2 separate regions of the Homo sapiens genome follow, and region 1 is linked to region 2. Evidence: read pairs that join two places in POLR2A ChIA-PET (ENCODE). Cell type or tissue: PC-9. All regions are shown on one strand. Region 1 has its middle 13 kb from the start of PIGU. Region 2 overlaps PIGU (phosphatidylinositol glycan anchor biosynthesis class U).

Region 1 (5,000 bases), 120 kb before region 2:
ACATTTTTTACTTCCTTACTTAATTGTAAGGAAATAGTTCAAAATTACAAAGCTTCAATAGGGAGTACAGCGTTTGCAGGTGTCCTTCCCTTCCCAGTTCCCAATTATTGGTCTCCTTCCTGGAGGTAACCAATTCCAGTTCCCTGTGATTCCTTCCAGAGGAATTCTATGCATTTCAAATCCAATGCAGAGTGAGCATGTTGGCTCATGCCTGTAATCCTAGCACTTTGGGAGGCTGAAGCGAGAGCATCACTTGAGCCCAGGAGTTCAAGACCAGCCTGGGCAACATGGTGAAACCCTGTTGTTACAAAACATACAAAAATTAGCTGGGCGTGGTGGTGTAGCCCTGTGGTCCCAGCTACTCAGGAGGCTCAGGTGGGAGGATTGCTTGAGCCCAGGAGGTTGAGGCTGCAGTGAGCCATGATTGCACCACTGCACTCCAGCCTGGGTGACAGAGTGAGATGTGAGATGCTGTCTCAAAAAATTAATAATAAAATAATAAAATCCAACATATAATACATGTATTTTTCATAAACATAGAGACACTATTCTGCACCTTGTTTTTTCATCACTTCATACTCTATCTTGCAGACCTTTCCATATCGATATGGAGAGCAGCCTCATTCTATTTCAAACCTGCATAGTATCCCATCAAATAGATGCACTCTATATATCCAGTCTCATAAGGAGAAAAAGTTTGTTTCCAATATTTTGTTATTACAATGTGGCAATTAATATTTTTACCCATTATTTTGCATATTTATTTGTAATATAAATATCTATTAGTGGGGATTAGTCAGTTGAGGTTATTTTAAAAGTTTAAATAGCATTTTAAAAGTTGACTTAGGCTGGGCACGGTGACTCACACCTATAATCCCAGCACTTTGGGAGGCCAAGGCAGATGGATCACCTGAGGTCAGGAGTTCATGACCAGCCTGGCCAACATGGCGAAACCCCTTCTCTATTAAAAATACAAAAATTAGCTGGCCGTGGTGGCACACACCTATATTCCCAGCTACTCGGGAGGCTGAGGCAGGAGAATTGCTTGAACCCGGGAGTGGAGGTTAAAGTGAGCCAAGATCACGCCACTGCACTCCAGCCTGGGTGACAGAGCAAGACTCCATCTCAAAAAAAAAAAAAAAAAAGGTGACTGATATTACCAAATAGCCTCCATGATGTACCAATTTACACTGCTTATAGGTTTGTCTGTTTTCTTGATATTATACACTCTGTCTTACAGACTCACAGCAACATGTCTTGGAATTCCACTTATGTCAATATACATAGATCTACCTTATTAAAAAAAAAAAACATGCCGGGCATAGTGGCTCACACCTGTAATCCCAGCACTTTGGGAGGCTGAGGCAGCTGGATCACCTGAAGTCAGGAGTTTGAGACAAGACTGGCCAACATAGCGAAACCCCATCTCTACTAAAAGTAAAAAAATTAGCTGGGCGTGGTGGCAGGCGCCTGCAATCCCAGCTACTCAGGAGGCTGAGGCAGGAGAATCACTTGAACCCGGGAGGCAGAGATTGCAATGAGCCGGAATCGCGCCACAGCACTCCAGCCTGGGTGACAAGAGCGAGACTCCATCTCAAAAAAAAAAACCAAAAAAAAACATAGGCCAGGTGTGGTGGCTCACGCATGTAATCCCAACACTTTGGGAGGCCTAGGTTGGAGGATCTCTTGAGCCCAGGAGTTTGAGACCAGCCTGGGCAATATAGTGAGACCTCATCTCTACAAAAATAAAAAGTAATTAGCCAAGTGTGGTAGTGTGCACCTGTAGTCCCAGCTACTTGGGAGGCTAAGGTGGGAAGATCCTTTGAGCCCAGAAGGTTGAAGCTGCAGTAAGCCGTGATGGCGCCACTGCAGTCTAGTCTGGGCAACAGAGTGAGACCCTGTCTCAAAAAAACAAAAATAAAAGGCTCACAGTTTTCCACTGTATGACTTGACTTTAGAGAATTTATTTAGTTATTCTTATTGACAGACATTTGGGTGGTTTTCAATTGTTTGCTGCCACAAATAATGCTACAGTGACTATCCTTGGATATACAGAATAGTTTCAGAGAAGTGAACTGCAAGATTGATAGGTATGTACATTTCAAATTTAACAGATGCTGTCAAATTACTCTCCCAAAATGCTGTACCACTTTAGACTTCCACCCTAAGATGAGCCTTAGGGTGTCATCTGGAACTGGCCCGTGTGCTTCCCTCTGAGTCAAAGCTCAAAGTCTCAGTTATTACTGGGATGTCTAGGCCTTGAGCCCCCTTCTGCAGAATCTGGATGGACAAGCTAAGTATTGGGAAGGTTGTACATAAATGAGGGGCAGGCTGTCCCCCATTAGCCCGGTGGTCACTCAGGTCACACACCCTCTCTAAAGGAAAGAGGCCACCTTGGGAGAAAGTGAGCTCCCCATCATTAGAAGTGACCAAGTGGAGGTTCAGTATCAACAAACGCACTGAGCATTTACTTTGTGCCAGATCTTGGGCCTGGTGTTTTGTCCCAGAGATGAGTCAGCCTTAGTTCCTGACCTCCCAGAGCTTGACACTCATGGAGAAAATAGACAAGTAAACAGACAGTTGTACTAAATACTGAGTTGGACTTCCTTTTCTGACAATATCAGGAACTTCCTGCTACACAACCCAAGGAGATGCTGGAAATAAAAACAACAAACATCCTTTAAAAGGCACAACTGAATCTGCAATAGCTTGTGTTTTTAAAGAAACATTTGGGGAGTTGAAGCTTTGGGCTTATATGAAATTAGAGGTTGCAACTGAGACCCTTGATAAATCTAGGACCCTTGAAGGGCTACACCCACAGTGAAAGAACAAACTAGGGGAAAAACCAACACCTACTAGCGAAGGGAGACAAAAAGGATGTGTCCATCTTGACCTGGTCTTTGGGTAAGAGGGAAAATAATCTCCTGAGAATTTGAAACCACATGCCTACCCTCCATGAGTCTGGCGTTCACATTTGCATCACCTGCATGGCTGGGAATCTCGAAGCTGAGAAATTAATATAAAAAGCGACCCACTCTGAAATGATCTCTCAGATGCCTGGAAGAAATAAATGTAAATCCTCTCTGGAGTGGCTGCTTCTGCCTTGCTCCCCACAACCCCACTGCAGGCTACACAAGATTCCTATATATAAACTAATTGATTGGAAGTCAACTGTACTGTTTAATACTAAAAGAACATGATCTTCTTCAATAGGCAGAAACGTACCGGCATAGCCATACTACATCTACAAAATGTCAGTATCAAGCAGCAGCTTCAAATCCAAAACGGTGAATAAAGTGAAATGGTAGTTGGCGTAGAAGGCAGCAGGAAAGTTGAGCCAATGATGATGTGAAGTCTATAAAACCCTGTGGCTATAAAGAATGTTGAGCTGTACACTCCGTCGGAGATAGTAAAGATTGTTGCAAAGTATTCTGAGGCCCGTAGGAGTGTGAAGTAAATGACTAAGGCAACTGTAATAGATAATGCTTGGAGTATATGCTTTCTTTTTGTTTCTTTTGAGACAGAGTCTCGCTCTGTCACCCAGGCTGGAGTACAGTGGCACGATCTCAGCTCACTGCAACCTGTGCCTCCTGGGTTCAAGTGATTCTCATGCCTCAGCCTCCCGAGTAGCTAGGATTGCAAGCATGCCACCAGGCCCAGCTAATTTTTGTATTTTCAGTAGAGACAGGGCTTCACCATGTTAGCTGCCACAATGAATGCTACAGTGACTATCCTTGGATATACAGAATAGTTTTCAGAGAAGTCAACTGCAAGATTGATAGGTATGTACATTTCAAATTTAACAGATGCTGTCAAGTTACTCTCCCAAAGTGCTGTACCACTTTAGACTTCCACCCTAAGATGAGCCTTAGGGTGTCATCTGGAACTCGCCCTTGTGCTTCCCTCTGAGTCAAAGCTCAAAGTCTCAGTTATCATTGGGATGTCTAAGCCCTGAGCCTGATCTTGAACTCCTGACCTCAAGCGATCCACCCGCCTCAGCCTCCCAAAGTGCTGGGATTACAGGCGTGAGCCACCGTGCCCGGCCTCAGAATTATGGTTCTTAAATTAAGTGCAATGGAAAGCCAATGAAGAGTTTTAAGAAAGGAATTAGAGATATTCATTCATTCATTCATTTGCACATTCATTCATTCATTCAGCAAATCTTTGAGTTCCCCTTTTTTTTTTTGTTTGAGGCGGAGTCTCGCTCTGTCGCCAGGCTGGAGTGCAGTGGCACAATCTCGGCCCACTGCAACCTCCACCTCCCGGATTCAAGAAATTTTCCTGCCTCAGCCTCCCGAGTAGCTGGGACTACAGGCGCATGCCACCACGCCCAGCTAATTTTTGTATTTTTAGTAGAGACAGGGTTTCACCATGTTGGCAGGATGGTCTCCATCTCTTGACCTCATGATCCGCCCACCTCGGCCTCCCAAAGTGCTGGGATTACAGGCATGAGCCACTGTGCCCAGCCATCTTTGAGTTTCTAATGGATGTCAGGGAAAGGGGGAATGGATACCAGGAAGCAACAAGCAAACCTATCTCCTTTCTCAGAGCAGAGAAATGTGTGTATATTTGGGGGATGGGGATGAGAGGCCTGGATGCACAGTTGTAGGGAGTGTGGCTCCTGGGGAGTGAGAGGGATTCAGAGAAAGAAAGTTGGAGGTGCAAGAGCCTATCTACAGCTTTCCAGTTTTAGGCCAAGTTTACATTTTGGTCTTGTTGCTACAGGATAGCTTTTACAATAGTGGGTATTTGTGAGTAGGGGACAGGAAGGAAGGGTTTCAGAAATCTGTCCTCAGGGCGTTATGTAAATCCAAATCCTTCTTTTGGGCCCTTACAATACTTGGGTCTCAGATTGAGGAGGGAGCTGGTATATGGGTCTCCCAGTGGGCCTCACGGGAGACTCCAGCCCAGGACCAGGAGGCCGTTAGTATAAAAGGCCGATAGTGAGAACCCTGGTTTCTGGGCCAAGTGCCACTATTGACTTGCTGTGTGATCCTGGG
Region 2 (5,000 bases):
AGTTTCCTCAAACTGGGAAGGTGGTTTTGAGGACTGAATGTGGGAAAAGTGCCATGTAAGTGAAAAGTGCCATGTAAGGGACAGTTACTTGTAGCCTCATCCTCAGTCTCACCTTGTGACCTCTCAGACCCTGACACTGAGGTCCAGAGATTTCACTTGTTACTTTGCATCTTCAGAGCTGGAGGGTGGAGTTTTCTCCTCCACCATTTCCTCCTACATAATGTCCGCTCCGGCCTGTGGGTTGCCAGGTTACGCCAAAGTGCTGTCCAGCTCCACAGTCGGCCGCCAGCCTCCTCTGCCTCCCAGCTTCCTGGATCCCAGGCAGGTGGGCAGAGGCTGCTGCACTTTGCCAACTGTGACGGCCACATGCATTCCCCCCAGCGTGGGCTGACTGTCAAATGTCAGTGTCTGTGTCCCCAACAGCAGCAGGAGGCCTGGGGAACCAGGACATGCCTGGGTGATAGCACCTGCTTCTCTAGGAATCTGCAGCCCTGGTGGTGGACAAGGCTGCTGTCCTGAGCCCAGTAGTTTCAAGACACACTGTATTAACAACCTCTACTGGCTTTTTACAAAAAAAGTCAATCTCTCTCTCTCTCCACTGAGTGACAGAGCTGTGAACTGGGGAGAGCAGACTCCGCAGGGTGTAAAGGTACCTGAGGTGTCAGCACAGGCCTGGCATGTAGCAGGACTCAGTTCATGTGGGTGCAGACCCTAGGGGGTTGTGGAAGAACTCAGGATTGGGCCTCTGACAGGCAGGACTGGCCCCTAACTCTTCACTTCCTACCATGTGACCTTTTGCAGGGCCCATAACCCCTGAGCTTCCCTTCTCTAAGTAGGCATTGTCAGCCCTACCCTGGGGGGTTGGAAAGGGACAATATTGTTTTTTTGTTAAAGGGCCTGGACCAGGGCAGACACTCAGAAGATATTCATTTCCCTGTCTCTCCATCCTGCCCTGCACTAGAGCATGTTCTGAGGGTTTCGTTCTACTTCTGATTCATCCTGTCTGTCCCTGGTCACCCCTTTATCAGCTAGCTGCCCCATGAGCTCTTCATCATGGTCCCAGAGGGAGGCGGCCCTGGAGCCCTCATGGCTGCCATAGAGAGGAATGTGGACCGAGCCGTCCCTGGGGGCAGCGCTGAGAGGGTACAGACCAGCAAACAACTCAGAGAGAGCTGGCCCTGTGCCGGGCCTGGGGCCATAGAACTGGAGCAAATGCAGCCCCATTTGGTTGGGAGGCCAGTGGGCAGTGACTTCACTTCAGGGTCCATGTAACAATGCAGGGTTAGAGAAGACTCCTGGCAGGAGATGAGCCTCTGAGGGATAGGTGGGAGCTGCAGCGCTGCTGGGCAGGGCAGGGGGAGCCAGGGAACTTCTGAGCAGGCAAGCGTGCGTGTATGTGTGTGTATCTGTGTGTGTGTGAGTGCAGTGCGAGCATGTGAGCAGTGAGAGCGTGCGTGTATGTGTGTGCATCTGTGTGTGTGAGCATGTGTGTCTAAGCATTGCAAGCTTGCATGTATGTGTGCACCTGTGTGCGTGTATGTGTACCTGTGAGTGCAATGTGAGCGTGTCTGAGCAGTGCGAGCATGTGTGTGTGCAAGCATGTGTGTCTAAGCATTGCAAGCATGCGTGTATGTGTGCACCTGTGTGTGTGCACCTGTGTGTGAGTGCAGTGCGAGCCTGTGTGAGCAGTGCAAGCGTGCATGTATGTGTGTGCACCTGTGTGTGCATGTGTGAGCAGTGTGAGTGTGCGTGTGTGTGCACCTGTGTGTGTGTGTGTGTGTGTGTGTGTCCAGAGAGGTGGCTGCAGGAAGAGAAGAGGGCAAGTCTGAGAAGGGGATTGGCAAGGCAGTATTTCAGCCACATTGGGTGGGATCCAGAGACCTGAGGACACAGAGTGACATGTTCTGGGGTCCTAACTGGCACAAAGACTAGAGGAGCCCGGCCGGGCGCGGTGGCTCATGCCTGTAATACCAGCACTGGGAGGCTGAGGTGGGCGGATCATGAGGTCTGGAGATCGAGACCATCCTGGCTATCATGGTGAAACCCCGTCTCTACTAAAAATACAAAAAAAGAAAAAACTAGCCAGGGGTGGTGGCGCACGCTTGTAGTCCCAGCTTTCTCGGGAGGCTGAGGCGGGAGAATCACTTGAACCGCGGAGGTTGCAGTGAGCTGAGATCACACCATTGCACTCCAGCCTGGGTGACAGAGCGAGACTTCGTCTCAAAAAAAAACTAGAGGAGCCCAGCATTGTTGGTAACAAGCTAGAGCCTATTACTGTCATTTTCCAGATGAGGAAAATGCAGCCCAGGGGACAGGAAGAGACTTAATATCACACAGCCGCTGACTCGCCCATGCAAATTCCACAGCCCCTTGCCCAACTCGCCCCTGTCCAGACTGGGCAAAGGGGCTCTGGGTCTGCAGCTGCTGTGTTGGCTGCACCCTAGGGCCTCTGGGAAATCCCTGCTCTCCTCACGGCCCAAATGGAAAGCCCCAAGGTCAGAAGAGGTTGTCCTGGCTACAGGCTTCCCTCTGAAAGGGCCAGGCCTCTCGGCCAGCCTGGTGTCCTCTCCCTGGGGGCAGGGTGCTCACTCAGGACTGATGACACCCAGGGCTGTGTGCCCAAGCCGCTCACAGGGCTCTTCCCGCCACCCCCTTTATCCTCCAGATTTCCACACACACAGCAGAGTTGACAGCTTTAGCATTGGACACCCATATACATACCCACCAGCGGGAGTCCACCATTCACATCTTCAGGTACTTCTTCCATCATCCCTCAGTCCATCTTACTTTTTTAGTGTATTTCAAATTGAAATGCAGACATCAGTACATTTCCTGCTAAATATTTCAGCATGTGTATCATTTTCTTATGTAAAATTTATTATACAGGGAAAAGTGCAAATCTTTTGTGTACATTTGCCAAAGCTCTCTTTCACTCAGCAAAATATTTTGAGTTTGTTACATACAACAATAGGTCATTGCTGTTAATTTTTTTCCTGTTTCAAGAGCTGGAGTTTTGCTCTGTTGCCCAGGTCGACCTCCTGGGCTTAAGGGATCCCCTTGCCTCGGCTTCCCGAGTAGCTGGAATTACAGGCACAAGCCACCATTCCCAGCTAGTTCATTTATTTTTTAAATAAACTTTTTATTTTAGAATCACTTTAGATTTATAGAAAAGTTGCAGAGATAGAACAGAGTTCCTGTAAGCCCCCACCTAGTTGCCTAAGTTGTTAACATCTTATATTTTACCGTGATGTGTTTGTCAAAACTAAGACACTCACCCTGATACGTTACTATTAGTCTGAAACACTAGAATGGATTTGGATTTCCTGTTGTTCCAGTCACAGCCTCTTTCTCTACCAGGACCCCATCGAGAGGTCCACATTACATGTAAGGTCACATCTCCCCAGTGTCTTCTGCTTTTCTTCTTAGTCTTTTCTGACTTCTCATGACCTTGACAGTTGAGGAGCGCTGGCCAGGTATCTTGTAGAATGTCACCCAATTTAGGTTTGTCCCCCAGTTTAGGTTTGTCTGATGCTTTTCTTAGGACTATCCTGGGGTTGTGGGTTTTTAGAAAGAATACCCCAGGCAAAGTGCCCTTCTCATCACATCTATTGGGGTTACATGCTAGCCACGTGATTTCAAGCTGATGTTAACCTCCACCACGTGGTTAAGATAGTGTTGGCCAGGTCTCTCCACTGTAAAGTTACTCTTTTCCCTTTCCCTGCTCCTCAGGAGGAAGTGAGTAACCAAGTCTAGACCCCCCTAGGCTTAGGAGATGCAGAGTGGACAAGAATTAAGCTCCTTCTATGGGAGGGGGATATAACTACCTACATTGTTTGGAATTCTTCTGGAAGGAAGATTTATCTCCCCCCCCCCATTGATGTATTGATTCATTGATTTATTGGCTGATTTGTTTTAATTGAAGCTTTATTTTTTATTATTACTTTTTGAGACGCAGTTTCGCTCTTGTTGCCTAGGCTGGAGTGCAATGGCGCATCTCCGCCTCCCAGGTTCAAACCATTCTCCTGCCTTCAGCCTCCCAAGTAGCTGGGATTACAGGCATGCGCCACCATGCCCGGCTAATTTTGTATTTTTAGTAGAGACGGGGTTTCTCCATGTTGGTCAGGCTGGTCTCGAACTCCCAACCTCAGGTGATCCGCCTGCTTCGGCCTCCCAAAGTGCTGGGATTACAGGCATGAGCCACCGCACCTCGCCGAAGTTTTATTTTTATCAATGGAATACATGTATGTAGTTTGCAAAGTTAAGGCTTATAGGGGAAAAGAATAGCTACCTAAAGTCTTACTGTTATTTCTGTTGGTACTTCTAAATAACATGCTTACTTTTCCATGTGTACGTTTTTCCGTTTTATATTAGGTTGGATCATATGAAATTGCCAGTATTCAACCATTTTTTTATCTGCAAAACTGGCAATTTCATATGGTCCAACCTAATAACCTAATCTTTTTCTTCCTGCTTCTTGTCCAGATGATTATTGTGTGACATGGAGTTGCTTCGTTTTGATTGTTGTGGATTGTGACTGCACCTGCCCCTCAGCTGACCTGGTTCAGGGATCAGCCTCTGAGCTCAGCCCCTGCTTTGGGCTCCTCCTGCCCAGATGGCATCTCGGGCCTGGGTGAGAAAGGGCTGCAGGGTATGAGGTCAGCCTTTGCTGTGATCACTGCCCCCCAGTGGGCCAGCCTGGAGCTGCCAGCTGGGCAGCTGGGGGCAGGGCCTCGGGGGCTGCCTGAGCTCTGTCTGCTTTGCTGACGCTGTGACCAATCTCGTGCTCATCAGTGATCTGGGCCCCAGGCAGACCACCTTTCTGGGTCCATGGCCATTAGTCCAGTGCTCCAGGTGTAGCCTTAGGCCAACCATTGAACCCTTTGAGTCTCAGTTTCCCCATCTGTTTAAGATGAGGATTGTTCAACCTTCCAGATGGGCTTCTGTGGTGATAGAATGGCAGGTACTTGTCCTGAGGCCATCAGAGCTGCTGGTGACAGGAC

Evidence for each region. Peaks named below come from ENCODE experiments on the same cell type or tissue, not always from the same donor. Only the 100,000 strongest peaks of a DNase experiment are listed, where the experiment ranks them.
Region 1: POLR2A ChIA-PET joins it to region 2 with 11 read pairs; 7 of 35 experiments call an interaction of 5 or more read pairs at or near these places.

Annotation. Positions count from the first base shown.
Region 1 is chr20:34,687,185-34,692,184 of GRCh38, reverse strand. No RefSeq gene overlaps it. Among named protein-coding and RNA genes, the nearest start is that of PIGU, 13 kb to the right of the region's middle. In PC-9, no CTCF peak of the experiment used is centred here; a DNase peak (open chromatin) is centred at 2,534.
Region 2 is chr20:34,562,498-34,567,497 of GRCh38, reverse strand. The region is part of intron 11 of PIGU (phosphatidylinositol glycan anchor biosynthesis class U); the gene reads left to right. Among named protein-coding and RNA genes, the nearest start is that of MAP1LC3A, 6.3 kb to the right of the region's middle. RefSeq lists an enhancer at 1,540-2,041. In PC-9, no CTCF peak of the experiment used is centred here; no DNase peak of the experiment used is centred here.